2 separate regions of the Mus musculus genome follow, and region 2 is linked to region 1. The links are chromatin loops, found by intact Hi-C in ENCODE. Cell type or tissue: left cerebral cortex. All regions are shown on one strand.

What was found. Hi-C counts contacts between places; a loop is a spot of excess contacts. Peaks named below come from ENCODE experiments on the same cell type or tissue, not always from the same donor. Only the 100,000 strongest peaks of a DNase experiment are listed, where the experiment ranks them.
Region 2: a loop joins it to region 1, with 1.8 times the contacts of the local background. A loop is called at or near these places in 3 of 42 quality-filtered maps.

The regions. Positions count from the first base shown.
Region 1 is chr8:10,824,335-10,832,334 of GRCm38, forward strand. No RefSeq gene overlaps it. Among named protein-coding and RNA genes, the nearest start is that of Gm32485, 11 kb to the left of the region's middle. In left cerebral cortex, a CTCF peak has its summit at 3,413 (motif pointing right); DNase peaks (open chromatin) are centred at 1,066, 1,378, 1,903 and 4,108.
Region 2 is chr8:10,918,052-10,926,051 of GRCm38, forward strand. Gm32594 (a long non-coding RNA gene) reads right to left here and starts at 3,033. Exons shown (of 2, transcript XR_378710.2): 1 at 2,418-3,033; 2 at 1,568-1,875. It overlaps 3930402G23Rik (RIKEN cDNA 3930402G23 gene), which reads right to left. Exons shown (of 4, transcript NR_135302.1): 4 at 6,376-8,000. In left cerebral cortex, no CTCF peak of the experiment used is centred here; DNase peaks (open chromatin) are centred at 570, 3,849, 6,703 and 7,635; H3K4me3 peaks cover 272 bases.

The sequences.
Region 1 (8,000 bases):
CAATCAGGGAGGAGCTCTCATCAAGATGTACCGCTCTGTGGAAGGCAGTCTTCACAATACGATTCTCTAACATGTGTCACTGAGTTTCCCAAGAAGGATGGAGGCATAGTTAGTGCTGGGTCGAATGGGCTGTGTGAGACTGAGACTGCACCATGACCGTCTCTGTCCTTCTATGACTTAGTCTTCCTTCCTGCCTTCCCCTAGAGCAGCACGGGGCAAGGCCAGGTCAGCACGGGGCAAGGCCAGGTCAGCCAGCAACCTTGGCAGCTGCACTCCTCCAGAATCCTTCTCTTCATTTTGCTGGGTTATTTTCAGTGGCCCAGTCTTTTCTGACCCGAAGCTCGGACAGGACAGATGTGTTTGCTGACTATCCTTGCCTAAACTGCATCCTTGAGAGATTCGGGACTTCAGTGTGAAGACACCCATGTTGTGCTGTGTCCTGGACCCTGTTTTCCTGGTCCACGCTGCTTGACTCACTCCATGGTGCCATGCTGCTGTCTTCTATGCAGAGACAGCTGGCTTTCTCCACATTCTACATATCGTCTGTGCTCACAAGGGACACGCATCTAGATTCTTCCCAGTCTATCTGATTGCAATGAATGTTGTGTGTAACCATGAGAGACCAGGAGTCTGTCGATTCATAGAAAACACTGTTCTGACCTTCAGTAATTCCACAGGCACTCTCCAAGGTGGCTTGCCAATCCCTTGGTTACCAGGCAGGAAAAGGCCCTTCATAGTTATTTCAACTTCATAACTAGATAGAGAAGAATACTCTGAATTTGGTTCAAGTAGATTCAGGAGTTGCGGTGAGTAAAGGGTGTCATTTGAAACTTTTATTGTGGTAAAAAATCCAATGAGAACTACTAGGGAAAGAGGGGCCAAGACAAGTTCCAGGACCAAATGCAAGGAACTGCAATGCTACCAACTGAGACAGGAAGAATTTCATGAAATCCAGCCCCAGGGAGATGGGTTTGGCCTAGCAAGCCTGGGTGTCTAGTAAGAGCCATTTGGAAATACAGAGCTGGCAAGCAGGCCTGTAGTCTGCACTTCTTGGGAGATGCCGTGTTAGAGGCAGAGATTCGGGATTATCCACAAACAGATGGTGTTTTAGACTAAAGTGAGAGATGAGAGCTAGTGGAGGTAGGCACAACCCAAACCTTCAGCTCCTTACTTCTCAAGTCAATGTACTTCCTGCCTAGGAAAGGAATAAATAAAGGGAGAGGGAGAGGGACAGACAGACAGACACAGATGGGGGTGGAGAGAGAGAGAGAGAGAGAGAGAGAGAGAGAGAGAGAGAGAGAGAGAGAGAGCCAAGCTGCCACGCAAAGGGAGCAGCATTTCACAAGACCCGAGGCAGCCGTGCTGATGTAAGAGGCGCTTTGCTCTCCCTCTCTCTAACAGCATCCAACATGGCATCTCTACAGCTGACGACAGACTGGAAACAGTACAGAGTGTTTCCTTCGAGACAAAAAGAAACGGAAGCACAGAGAAGTTAAATAAGTGCTACCAGGACATTCTGCTTAATGAGTGAAGGCTCCAGAGCAGAGACTAACATTGCCACACCATCCTTCTTTGCACACTTAAAACGCTGGGGGCTTTTGGAAATAGAACTTTCTGGAAGTTCTAAAGCTGTACATTTTTCCCCTCTCTGGACCAAGAGAGACATGTTAAAGAAACTTGAAATACTCATTCCCTTGTTTCCCCTGTGTCCTTTAAAGATTAGCTCTGAATGGATGATTTTAAACACTGAGAGAAAAATCAGCCAATTCCACACATGCCCGGTTATTCTTGGAACTGAATAAACAAAACCATGGAGGGGCCCAGGGGGTGAAGAACAAGTGGTCTTCACACTGAAGCTCACAGCGATCAGTTCCAGCTAATGAATACAGCATCCAGAAAAGGGGTCAACGTTTCCCGTGTTCTATTTCTGATGTCTTTGTGGATGATGAGCTAAGCAAGCCTGGCTGCCATCCTGCAGAGTAGGGAAGATGCTTGGCAGGAACCTAGGGTCTGTGCTAAGCCCAGTAGCTGGGGGCCCTGGATGTGGTATCTCCTCTAGCATTGATCTTCATCGGTCATGGACAAGCTAGTGTGCCCTGGCCTGTCTGTCTCAGATGTGTGACTTAAGAGTGAACACAAGTAGAAGATTTAAGGAAAAATGGATGAGCCGGGCTGTGGTAGCGCATGCCTGTAATTCCAGCACTTGGGAGGCAGAGGCAGGTGGATTTCTGAGTTCAAGGCCAGCCTGGTCTACAGAGTGAGTTCCAGGACAGCCAGAACTGTAGAGAAACCCTGTCTCAAAAAAAACAAAAAACAAAAAACGAAAAGAAAAGATGGGTGTGGGCCCTCCCCCATCCCTTCAGAACGTGGTTCATATCTGTGTCATAAGGTGAGGTCTACACCTGTACCCACAATCCTCTGCTCCAGACTTAACTGTGTCCTGACAGTGGGCAGAGCCATCTAAGGAAGGCTAAGTGTGCCATCCCAGAATTCGGTAAAATGTTGTTAGTTTGACATGGGCCTTCTGTATTTTGTCCCCTTGGATAAGCAAACCTTGAGAATTTAAAAAATACAAGATTGTGAGTTAAGAGGCATCCCATTGCATTAAGCAGAGGTGTTTGAATCAGAGAGTCTAGCTATGAGCTAAGGCCAACACAAGAAACCGTTCTCTTATCAATATGTTGAAGAACTATTTCTGTATCCGAAGTGGTGTGTGCGTGTGTGTGCGCGCGCACGTGTGTGTATGTGTGTGTGTGTGTGTGTGTGTGTGTGTGTGTGTGTGTTTGTGTGTCCAATGCAGAGCAAGTGAACATTTTGCCTTCTGTTGCTGAATCCACGCTGGGAGAGAACTGCTAGGTTCCTTTGAGCATGTGCACACACATTCAACCAAGTTCTTGACAGCATTTATCAGAAATTCATGATTCAAACTATAAATGCGGTGTCTACAATGATAGTTGGCTTTTTCTATGACTGTTAATAAAATGTATTAGTGAACCTTGGGGTGCTGCCAGTGTTGCTCTGCAATCCACCAACCAAGTAGAAAAGGCCAACACCCATAGAACTAGCAGAGAAGGAACATGTTAGAAGTATAAGTATTTCCTCTGCTTATGAGATTGTGAAGACTAAGAGACTGTGCATATGTGTGCAGGCACTCACACATGTGCAGACACCTGCACATGCATGTACACACACACACACACATGCACACATGCACAGACACGTTGCTAGCTCTTCTCAAATATCTTTCTGCTCTATTTTCCGAAAAGTTCACCTTTTAGAAAAATGTCAAATACCCGTTTTATTTCTTCTTTCCAACCCTAGTCCCTCACACAGCTCAGTGTAGATTAAATGCTCTTGGGCACCCACATCTAGCACCGATACTGCCAAGACAGGGCTACAGCATGACCTCAGCAGGGGGCACTGGTGACTAGCCATGGGCTCAGCAGTGCCATGCTGTCACTAGTCACTTGTAATGGTACGAGGACTATGTTGCAGAGGCTGCAGCCTGGAACACCGATGCTACTCAAGCAAGGGGGGAAGATGCATTAGGAAAGTTGCTACCTGTCGTTGCTATAACAAACTACCCCAAACTGTGGTGCTTCAACAACAGAAAGATGCACCTGGAATCCTGGGAGCTACACGTTCCCATCAGAGCCTCAGTGGGCCACACTTCCTCCACATTCTAGAAGTCTGCCATGGCATCCCGATTGTAGACGCAAAGCCAAGCGTTTGAACACCAGGGCTGTGCAGTGCGCACCACACGGCTCTGGGGAGAAGGGGATCCCCTTGTTTAGCCATTTGGTTATTTATAGTCTGTTCCCAGAGTCAGCTTCCTCAAGGAGGAAAATCAACACTATATATTGGGTACCAGAGCAAGAGCATCTTCTGGGTTCTGTTAGTGCAACTGTGCCATGCTGCAACACCATGAAGTAAAACACGGGGGATGAACTGGTCCAGCTCACCCTGTGTCAGCGTGCACACTTTCATCTCCCATGCACAAGTCTCTGTTCTCTAAGTCTGATTCATGCCCACTACATCCCGACAGCCGTCTTTCTGATGAAAACCTCCGTCCCTCCACATCCCTATAACTCCAAGCTGCCTGCATCAGCCACCACGCAGTTAACAGAGCCCAGAGTGACCAAAGCAACCTCGAGTGCTTTTTATGGTAGGTGACTGTGCTCCACTTTCGCATCCAACTAATGATCCTGTCTTTCAATCCCAAACATTTCCAACCCCGGCTACTGAGTGAGCATGTTTCCTGTGCCTCCTCACCCCCCACCCCACCCCCCAACCCCGTGCCTGTTCTCCATGGAAACCACGCCCTCGCCCAGGCACCTGGGCAGCACAGCTCTTTAGACCGCAGATGTCACCCCAAAGCCTAGCATGGGATTTCCAAATCGTACTGGAGGTATCACTATGAAGCCTAGCACCTGCTGGGACCCACGGAGACAGGAATCTATTTCTACCATGTGAAAGTCTCTGGCCTTTTGTTTCCATGTGACATCTGCATTTTAAATCTTTTTTTTCCTTGTCTTCGCATATGTGCCCCAAGAAATGCCTTGATGTACCAGGATCGACTGGGTCTTCAGGCCTGCCCACCTTCCTGCTGGCCAGCGTCCCCTTTGCATTTTTCAGGTATTTGTTTGCAGATTGTTTACCTGTAGCCTTGAGGCCATCGGTCAGAGGTGTGGACTTGGTGATTTACACATCAATGACTTTACCTCTTTGAGTTTTAAACCACTCTTGTTTACAAAATGAGTGGCACTGATGTATTTTCTTGGTTTTCGTTCTTTTCCTTAGCTCTTGGTACTTCCTTTTCTTCCTAAATAGCTCTGTGCTGATCACCTTTCCCTGTGTGCCTCCTACCTGGCTGTTTTGTGTCGTCACTGTTCCCTAAACATGTGAGGCTGATATACGTAAAGTATTTGCCACAATTTACAACATGCCAGCATGATGGAACAAAATTCACATTCCTGGTTCCCTTACTGGTATTTATTAGTGTTGTGTATTCACTGCACATAGTAGCAGGTGTCCTGAACACATTTGCATGTATGCACATCATGTAGGATTAGGCCAAGTAGTCTCTCTTCTTCCCCTCCCCTTCCCACTAGTCTCTCCCTCTCTCTTTCCCAGGCAGTCTTGCTTCCAATTTTATACATAAAGACATATATGAATATATTTTCATAAATAGATATTCATAAATGTATATCTACATACATAATATAGGGCATATTCAAGACACACTGGCCTTTGTGTTTGCTTTTTTAATGTCTTTCTGAAACTCATCACTGCGTGTACTCTTTAAAGATTTATTTTATTTTTAATTATGGGTATGTGTTTGTCTGTGTGTGGTATGTACACATGAGTACAATGACCTTAGAGGCAGGAAGGAGATGACAGATGCCCTGAAGCTGGAGTTACAGGTGACTTGAAGTGGCCCTCTGGAGGAGTGGTGAGTGCTCTTAACTACTGAGACATGCTTCCAGCCCCACTACGGATGTTTTTAAACACTTACGTTTTATGTCTATAAAAATCCAGAATCCTCATAAGAGAGAAAAACATGTGTTGTTTGACTTTCTGGCTCATTTTGCTAAGATGAGGACGGATGATGATGGTGGTGGTGGTGATGATGGTGATGATAAGTTGTCTACCTCATTCCCTTTGTAACTGAGTCAAGCTCCTCTGTGTGTCTCTCTCTCATTAACAAATCTATTCTGCTGATGGACGCCTAGGCAGAGCCACAGCTTAGCTACTGTGCGTGAATGGCACCACAGAGCAAGCACATGTCTGCAGCCATCTCTGTGATAATACACTCCCCTCTTCAAGCCCGGGGGGGGGGGTGCTGTCACACAAAGTGTAGCTTAGAAAATAAGGTACAGATTCTGTCTGCAAAACTAGGCTATCCTGTTAGCCGACATGCAACAGAAAGGTTTGGCGGCAGCCAAGAAAGACAAGGGACACTGGTAGAACCCCCAAGTAGCTTCCCAATGCCTTTAAATACATGCTCCCCTGTGTCTGTGTTTGGAGGGGCCACAACTGCTCCCCCAGGCCTGCCCTGCACCCTCTCTTTCTCTCTGCTTCAGCACACTAACTTTAGATTAGAGTCTCCGACTCACCACATCTGTGTCACCTCAGAACCTTCCCTCCTGCCAAGAAGCTTGCTATCCACTTGGATGGACCCAAACCATCAAACCACACTTGAATGCCAGCTTTTATGTGACTCTCTCCAAGCATGCCACCCTGGTTCTAAAGACAGAACTAGACCCTCACTGGATATGCCAGAAGCTTGTGGTGTACGGGAAGTCCCTGAGAGAACCCTGTGGATTGGCCTTGGCACTCTCACACCTGGCTAGCATCCGTCCTGGCCCACAGTAGCTCTTCACAGACAAGTGCATTTTCACATATGCATTTCAGTAGTCGGGTGCTATAAGATTAGCTGTCTAGCATCATAGTTTACCGGGTATACGTACGATTCCTAATGAATACCAATGTGGAAACAGAGGCCGAGTGATATCTTGTGATTTCTGGAAGGCCACTTAGTTGGGACATCGGAAGTCAGTCTTAGTTTCCGGCCTGTGCTCCGGCATCTTGACTAGTGAAGTGTAGTGCCTAGTGCAAGCACTCAGATACCGTGTGTGCTCTAAGAGACTGCAGACAAAGATGCCAGCAGCAAGCAACCACAGCCACAGAAGCCATCATGGATCAGTTTCACTTCCACATACCATGCGCACGCGCACATGCCTGCCTGCGCATGTGCGTCTGTCTATGTGTGTGTGTGTGTGTGTGTGTGTGTGTGTGTGTGTGTGTGTGTGTGAGTGTGTGTGTGTGAGTGTCTGTGTGTGTGTCTGTGTGTGTGTGTGTGTGTCTGTGTGTATGTGTGTATGTGTGTGTGTATGTGTGTCTGTGTGTGTCTGTGTGTGTGTGTGTCTGTGTGTGTGTGTCTGTGTGTGTGTGTGTCTGTGTGTGTGTGTGTGTGTGTGTGTGTGTGTGTGTGTGTATAGAGGAGGCTATAGAGCACAGTGTCTCTCCTCAGGTGACCTTGTTTTTTGTAGGTTTAGTTTGGTTTTAAACAGCATCTCTTACTGGCACCTGGAGCTCGCTGATTCAGCTGGGCGAGCAGACTTCCCATTTCTACTTTCATGGTGCTAGGATTGTGAACAAGACACCACACCCAGCTTTTTACACGGATTCTGGCGATCTGAACTCAGACTGTGGCACAGCAAGCACTTTATAGACAGAATCATTTCTCCTGCCCCAGTTCCACAGACGTTCATCAGAGACCAGGCAATTCCCAAAGCCGGATGCTCAACCCATGGCTGGATCTCTCCAAAGACACAGCCTGCAAGTATGCTGGGGGTTCAAGCTCAGCAGTGTGCTGGTGGCCTGGGAAGTGGGATGACACAGGAAGGCTCCCTGAAGCATAGACTTCACCCACATCTATAGACAGACCAGAGATCTACAAACCTCAAATCACAAGCATTTTCCTTCTCCTGTCCCCTAATGCATGGAGATGTTTTATCTTGCATTTCTAATGCAGCCTTTCTGTTCAGTTTCAATGGTGATTAACAAGAACACACACACACACACCTGTGTGTGCATCTGCTCTGTTCTTGCCGTAGGGTCAAAGCAGACAGCTGTGCTATAGAGCAGGAAGTCTGTTTAGTGGGGTTCTGTTTCTTGGTTTCTTCTGTCTAAACTTCATTTGTGTGTAGAAGCAACAGAAATGTGCACATGAAACTGTGAAGTTCCCTGGCGACTGTCACAGCGTCAATAGCCCCAAACCTGACAACTTGCTAACACCAGAACCGAAACCGAGACTGAGACTGAGCACTGGTTTTGGTCACGCACCACCCCCACCCCCACCCCCACCCCCACCCCCACCCCCACAATGTCATCATTCCAGTCTTAAATCCTAACGCAAGTCCTTCCACTGACAGAAGAAGATCTGCCTGGACACTTGAGGCTGTGAACTCACAATACCTCTCATATGAAGCACTGAC
Region 2 (8,000 bases), 94 kb after region 1:
TAAATGAAACCATCATCATGCTTAATTAGTACATACTGACAGGAGAAAGAAAGGAGGAGAGAGAGAGAGAGAGAGAGAGAGAGGGAGGGAGGGAGAGAGAGAGAGAGAGAGAGAGAGAGAGGGAGGGAGAGAGAGAGAGAGAGAGGGAGAGAGAGAGAGAGGGAGAGAGAGAGAGAGAGAGAGAGAGAGAGAGAGAGAGAGAGAGAGAGAGAGAGAGAGAGAGAGAGAGAGAGAGAGAGAGAGAGAGAGAGAGAGAGAGAGAGAGAGAGAGAGAGAGAGAGAGAGAGAGAGAGAGAGAGAGAGCGCAGGGGGGCGATGAACACCAGCCCTGAGAGAAATAATGAAGACAGCCTGCCCTCCACTGAATAAAACAGAAAGCTCCAAATCTATCCTGCTCTACACACAAACACACAGAACACACACACACAGAGGGCATGGTAGCAGCAGAGCCTCAGGATAGTGTGGCTGGAGAGAGGACTCAGCAGTTAAGAGCATTTGCTGCCTTTGCAGAGAGTGTGGGTTACTTCCTAGCATCCCCGTGGCCCCTCTCAACCATCTGTTCCTCCAGATTTCAGAGATCTGAGGCTTCCACAGACACTTGGTGCACACATTGCATATACACACATGTAGAGACTCCTGCGTATAAAATAAGAAACAAATCTTTAAAAGCAGATCACCCTCGCAATACTGACTAAAGAAGAAAGGAATGAGCAGCCTCAGGCCCAGCGGAGCAACACAGGACTGATCTGAAACCAGGCAGATTAGTCAGAGCTGTTGATATGCAGGCTTGAACAAGGGACCATGAGGTCAACCCTGGAATTCTGCAGCCAAAGATGCTCCATGTGGACCAGTCATAGGAAGCAGCAGACAGGCCCAGCTCAGCAGCATCAATGACCAAGGCTTTGAAAAGCCAAAGAGACAGGAGACCTGACTGCCAAACACAAGTGAGTCTCTAGAGGCACTTTGTGCGTAAGCATTCTTGAAGACTGAGGACCAGGTTGTGTCAATGGGTCCATACAATTCCCTGCCTCTGTTGACTGCACTGAAGTTTCCACAGCACAGTTTTCCTGTTCATGAAGAGTCACAGAGCAGAATTCAGGGCTGATGAACAAGTCATTTACAAAAAGAAGATGAGGAGGAAGAAAGAAGAGGAGGAGGAGGAAGAAAAGAAGAGAGCAGGGAGAAGAACAGGAGGAGGCGAGGAAGAAAAGGAGGAGGAGAAAAGAAAAAGAGGAAGAAGAAAAGATTAAGGAAAAAGGAGAGGAGAAGGAGGAGGAGGAGGAGGAGGAGGAGAGGAAGAAGAAGAAGGTTGTTGTCTCTCATTTAGAACTTGAGATTTCTCTGTAGTATACACTTTTTTATAGCAATTCGAATTCTCCAAAACTGGTGCCTTCACGTGTAGAGTATAAAGCTTTGAAAATCTGTGGGAGTTTCACAGTCCGTACCCACTGGACTCTACAACTCTGATTTGGAGTAGTCTCGGGTAGTACATGTCTAGTCACAGCTTAATAAGGAAGGCACACACACACACACACACACACACACACAACCTCAAAGCCAACACATTGCTCAGAGAAGAAATTCCTCACAGCTTTTCAGCATCCTAAATAAAGATCAGTGACACCCGTGGATGAACCCCATCAGCTGCCAACCCCGAAGATTGGAAACGATGAGCTGGTTCCACCAGAAAGGGGCCAGAAACTTCTGTCCTTGGACTCTCATCAAATGAACATCCAGCCAGGAGAGATGAGATCATGCTAGCTCCAGGGACGATGGCAGCTACCATGTATGCCTCGTGCTAAGTCCTCATGCATACCATCTCACATGATCCCATGAGAACATAGCCAGCACCTGCCCAAGGCAGTCACAGTGACCCTGAAAAGGAGCAGAGAGTGTTATCTTTCACAGAGGCAGAGCCCAAAACAAAGAAACAGCCAGAACCTTGCCTGCTACCAAGTGACTCATTAGAGGACACAGGAATTCTGTTATAAGCTGCTGTCAATTGTTCTTCTTGGTTGTTGTGTTATTTTATTTTATTTTATTATTTTATTTTATTTCTCATTGGTATTGGGATGGAAGCTAGGCCCTGTGCTTGCTGGGCAGGCCCTGTGCTGGGAAGACCCTGTGCTAGGCAGATGCTTGCTTGCTGGGTAGGCGCTGTGCTGGAGAGGCGCTGTGCCACTAAGCTATGTCCTTAGCCCTCTTTTTACTTTTTATTTTGAGACAGGAGCTCTGCAAATTATCCAGGACAGTCTTGATCTTTCGGCCCTCCTGCTTCGACCTCCTTAAGTAGCAAGGATTACAGACTTCTATACCACCCTTTCACCCTTTCTCTTTTTTATGTCTGAGTGTTTCCTATTACTGTGATAAACCACCTTGACCAAAAGCAACTAGGGGAAGGAAATGGTTTATGTCACCTTACAGCTGATAAGTTCTTCATCCAGGGGCAGGAACTCAAGGCAGCAACCTGGAGGCAGGAGCAGAGGCCATGGAGGAGTGCTGCTTACTGGCTTGCTTCCATGACTTGCTCAGCCTGTTTTCCTATAGAGCCCAGGACCACCAGCCCAGAGACAGAATCACCCGCAATGAGCTGGGCCTTGCCCCTGAATCATCAATCTGGAGAATGGTTCACAGGATTCTGTTGTGGGGCCCTTTATTGACTGAGCTTCCATCTTCTTAAATGACTGTAGTTTATGTCAACTTGACATAAAATTAGGCAGCACACTGACATGATAACTGTGCATGTTCCTGGGTGCTGGGTGGTGCTCTGGCATCTGTGAGTTCAGTGATCAACAGCAGCAGATCACTGTGCCTGTCATCTCACACTGGGCATGTTGTAGTGCTGAGAACACTCAATCTTTTCCTTTAGCTATTTGAATAAATACTAAACACTAAATGACTCCTGACAGCAGCAACCCCACTGTGCTATGGAGCAAGGCAACTGATTCCTCCTCGATGTTCTGTCTCTGTTTCCCTATATTCCTCAACACACACCCATATACATTTACATACTCACATGCACACTCATACATGCTCACTCTCACATACACTCACACACATACACACGCACTTAAATAAACACATGCATATTCACTCACATACACTCACACACGTACTCACATAAACACACACACTCACATACACTTACACACGTACACACTCACATATATACACATTCATACTCACATACACACTCACCCTCACATACACTCACACACATACACACACACATTCATATAAACACACACACTCACATACACACTCATACACACTTACTCTCACATTCACACACATACATGCTCATACATACATAAATACATGTAGACATGCATTCACACATAACATGCACACACACACACACACACTCACACACTTCCTGCCTCTCAGGAGACTGAGCAGTGTTTGTCTTTATTTTACAGGCATGGTCTTGAATATCAAAGACCAAAAGTCCTATGAGTACATTCAGTACAACTTATTCACAAGGAGCCTAAGGCCACGAGAGGCTCCTGCCCAGCCCCCAACACCGTAGGTTCCGATTTCCTCCTCACTTTCTGGAAACTAACTCCTAAATCTTATGATTTGAATTCACTCTTTGAAATTGTCCCATTTGGGGAGGTGAAGCCGCAGATTGTCTCGTAACCCAAACCTCGCCCATAACACACTCAACATAAAGGGCTGGTGGGTTGGGAGCTCTCCGTCCATTATTCCTGGCTTGAGGGGGCTTTTTTCTTTCACATATTTGGCCAATGACAGCATCCAGAGCTAAGCACAAAGCTATTCCATTCATCTCAACTATTTCAGCAATTGTGTCTGGAAGCACACAGGAAACATTGCCATGGATACGGAGCTCTATGCAATGCTGCCTGAGCCTTGAATCTGCCTGTTTTGCACTTGGTTGTTAATAGTCTGTCACCTCTTCATTCCGATGGTCACAGATGTCTTTTAGACAACTATCCCACCCAGGCTAGCCCTTCTGGGTGGCAAAGAGAACTAAGGGAGAAGAGGAAGGGCCCAGGAGGGTACGAAGTCCAGGGGACAAACCCAGGTCACTCCATGTGTCTGCTTTGCGGCTCATCTCACCAGCTTGTGGCAGTGATAGTGTGCACTCCATGTAGGCCCTTGTTTGCTCAGTACTGTGTAGGGAAAGAAAGGCATCAGCAAACTGGGCAGGAGATGTCTGGTGTGGGAGCGCCAACAAGAGGAATGGGATCACCTTGCTCATGTACCTTCAAAAGAAGCCCCCATGCAGGTCTTAGGGCAGGAAGGGACCAAGTAAGCTAAAAGCAAACAGCTGGATGCAGCTTCAAGTAATGAGCCATGACTTTGCAGAGGCCTCTCTACTATCAGAGCATCTCACCCAAGCTGGGACTTGGATCTTCACCGCCACTAGAGGCAGGTAGCCCAGCCTGTGCCCCTGCCCTTCTCTCTCTCTCTCTCTCCCTCTCTCCCTCTCTCTCCCCCCCCCCCACTCCGGGCCGCCCCCTCCACCAGGCTCTCTCTTGACAGCTATTAGGAACCGTTCTGGCCACCTAGTGTGAGAACAGCCCTTTCAGTTCACTCCTGCCTCCTGTCTAAGCCCAGATGTGAAAGGAGACAACACAGAGCCAGCACAAAGACTGCTCATGAGAACCTCGTGACAGCCTGGTAAAGCCTGCACGAGGCAGCCTAGTGAGGCCAGCTCATGACAGCCTGGTAAAGCCTGCACGAGGCAGCCTAGTGAGGCCAGCTCATGACAGCCTGGTAAAGCCTGCACAAGGCAGCCTAGTGAGGCCAGCTCGTGACAGCCTGGTAAAGCCTGCACAAGGGGGAGGTCTGCACACAGAAGCCTGGTGAGTTAGGATGTCGAGGAAGAGCGGCCATTAAATGACACAGGAGTAAAGGCCCTTCCCAACTCTCCCTGGCAGACACTTCCAACAATCCTCATTTAGCTGTTGCATCTTGCTCTAGACTATCCGGTCCCTCCCACACAGGCCTACATACCATTTCTACTCTTCAAAGGCACCGCTTAAATCACACGATATACCTACTGATGATTATTATTGGTAATAATATGTCAGTCGCTCATTGGCATAAAGAATCTCTGGGTAACTTTTTATACCAGTGACGTGGCCTGTATGTTCATTACTTTCTCCTTGTCACTCTACCAGTTGGACATCTATAATGGCAAGATGACTGACTCAAGCCTACTTCACAGCCGCTGGCCCGACTGCTCATCCTCGCAGACCACAGAAGCCTGAAGCCCCAGGGAACTAACTACACATTTTGTGGGGTGAAGTGGTTCTTTCCCATTCCTGATGCAAAGCCTGATCACACCCCATAGCGCTCCTGAGAAACCCTGCCGCCTGGGCCACAGTGGGGACTTGCAAGCCTCTACACAGATCTTATTTGCTGGGCTCAAAGTCTCCAGAAGTACACGCCACCTCTCTAACCTTCTATAAAACTATCCTCATCTTGTGGTCCTGGCGACGTTTTCAACCTTTCTAAAGAAGGCTCCATCTCCCTTTGCGTTACCAGGCCCATTATAGTTCCAGAACGAAATAAACAGGAAGTGGATGCAGTCCGATGGAAGATCAATGTGGACATGAAGTCCTGCTTCTTCCAGTGAGCTGGGGAGCCAGTGCAGCCCTGGGGAGGAGCTTGTCCAGGCCAGAAGGAGTGGAGGTGTGGGGAGGGGGAAGCTGGGGGGTGGGGGAGAGCAGGGTAGTCTTGTCAGAGTCTTTTTCACATCTCAGCGGTTTGTAGTGTTTGTACTTCTGAAAAGGTACCAAAGCCGGAGAAGCTGAATTCAGATCTCCTGCACCCGTCTGAAAGCGGGGATTGGGGTGGGGGAGGGAGGGGAAGTGACCTCTGTCCTGAGGAGGCAGAACCAGGAGGCTGGCTGGAGCTGGCTGACAAACCAGTATAGCCACCTGAGGAACTCCGGGTTCGGTCTCCAAAAAATAAGGTGGAGAGAGATAAAAGAGGAATACCTCAGCACCCACCACAATGCGCACCCACAGGCAGGCAGGCACACACACCCCACACACCCCCACTAGACACACACACACACACACACACACACTCAAGTTCACACATCTGTTACCTTGACTTTTGTCAATAGCCTCCATTTTAATTCAAGCCATCTCGGCATGGTTGTGGATTTAGCCCTCCCCCCAAAAGAAAAGTTTTCCTCTTTTTCTTCTCTTTTCCTCTCTCTTCTCCTTCCCCCTACCCCTCCTCTTCTCTCCCCTCCCTTCTCCCCTCTTGACCCTTCACCTCCTTTCTTACAGATCTTCCCCTTCCCTCCCTCCCTCCCCCTTCCCTCCCTCCTTCCCTCCCTCCCTTCCTCCCTGTTAAGGAATGCATTTGACTTTGAAATGAGAACATCTTTCATTAGCTCATCACAGAATTTAGTCCTATGTGAATATTTTTTTTTACTTAATCACAAAGCAGGTTCCCGTTTCTCATCAAAGACTTTGGTGACATGATGTTGGTGGGTGGCCCCTATCTCCCTCCCTAAACTCAGGGTGACTGTGTCTCTCCAGCACGTTTCTAAGCCCGCCTCCCTCTCAGGCTTGGAATTGAAACCGCTGTGGTAGGCGGGGCTGGGGGGACTGCTTTTTATTTTCTCTTCTTAAGTGCAGGGCAGCCAAAACAGGAACCTAATTATACAGAGAGTCAGTTAAGAGCGGCAGCCCCTATCAGATCTTGCTGGGCTCAGCACTGTTTCCCGGGAACCGCTGCGGAGCCCATCCGCCACCAAATCCATTTGGCTCTACTTAGGAACTAAGTACAGGAAGGTAGTTATTGTACAAGATTAGTTTCCTGTAGGCCATAAATTGGCAGTGGCAGAAAAATACAGGATGAACGTGTTACGCTGCAAGGTCAGCTCAGAGGAAAGCGAATGGCCTCGCTTCCTCTCACTGAACCCGACTCCCTCCCCAACCTCTGCTCGGGCTGAAAAAGACCCTTTAACTGCTTAATTACTTCTTAATAGTTTTAAGCAAATTCAAAAGGCGTCGTGTTGCTAAGTGCCTGGAGGTATGGGCGGCCTGCACTATTTCAGGAATGCCCCTCCGAAGCCTGGCTGAAACCTGACCAGAGGGCCTGACAAACCCCGGCTTTGTGAGGGTTCTTGCCTTATTTGGCACTGACTGGAGCAGGATTTGCTTTGAAGCTTGGATTTTACATTTGGGGATAAAGGAGCAGCTTCTAAAGGGTGGGGGGGGGGGCGAAATTCAGCCAGTCAAAATAAAATTGTTTCCCACCCAGAGGCAGGGGAAGGGGGACGCCTTGCACAGTCACTTTCTTCACCGAGAACGGGGTTTAAAAACAAAAGCAAAGGCTCCTTTGATAACTGGCCTTCAAGGAAAGGGAGCCCCTAGGTGGGCTGCACAGGAGGCTTGTTTGACACTGGAGGAGGTCACCTGAGCCTCTTTGCCTGGTTGAAAACTTAACCTTTCTTCTTCTATTCTTTTGAATTTTTTTTTCTTTTTCAAACCGGCTTCAAGTTGCCAGGGAAAACTAACTCCCCACTGGAAACGGATGGGGTGTTTAGATCCGGTTCTCTGGCCCTCTGGCCTGAAAGGCTCTGATTTAAAGTCTAACGATGTAGAAGACTGTGGTGAGTCACTCCCCCAGGACCCGCTACCCCATCTGGTCCCTGCTGGCAAGCTCCTGTGATTGCTCCCGGCACAGGTGGGACAGAGAAAGTGGGGGTTGAATTGTTGCTTCTCAGGAGGGGACCAGTCCCACTTCCTGTCTGCTCTCTGCAGACTAATCCTCTCGGGCATGTGAGCAAGCAAGCAAGCAAGCTCACACTCCTGCGACCCCAAGAGCCCTTACAGCTGTATCCTTTCCGTCACAGCCATCTGTACCCCGCACTGCCCCAAAATCAACCTTTCCTGCCTTGAGCTAACTCTGGCCCGGTATTTGATCACCACAGAAAGGTAACTGGTAGGGCTTTTGGCGGGAGGCGGGGGAGCTCTCCTGATATCCTAGTAGACTGCAGCTACAGCTAC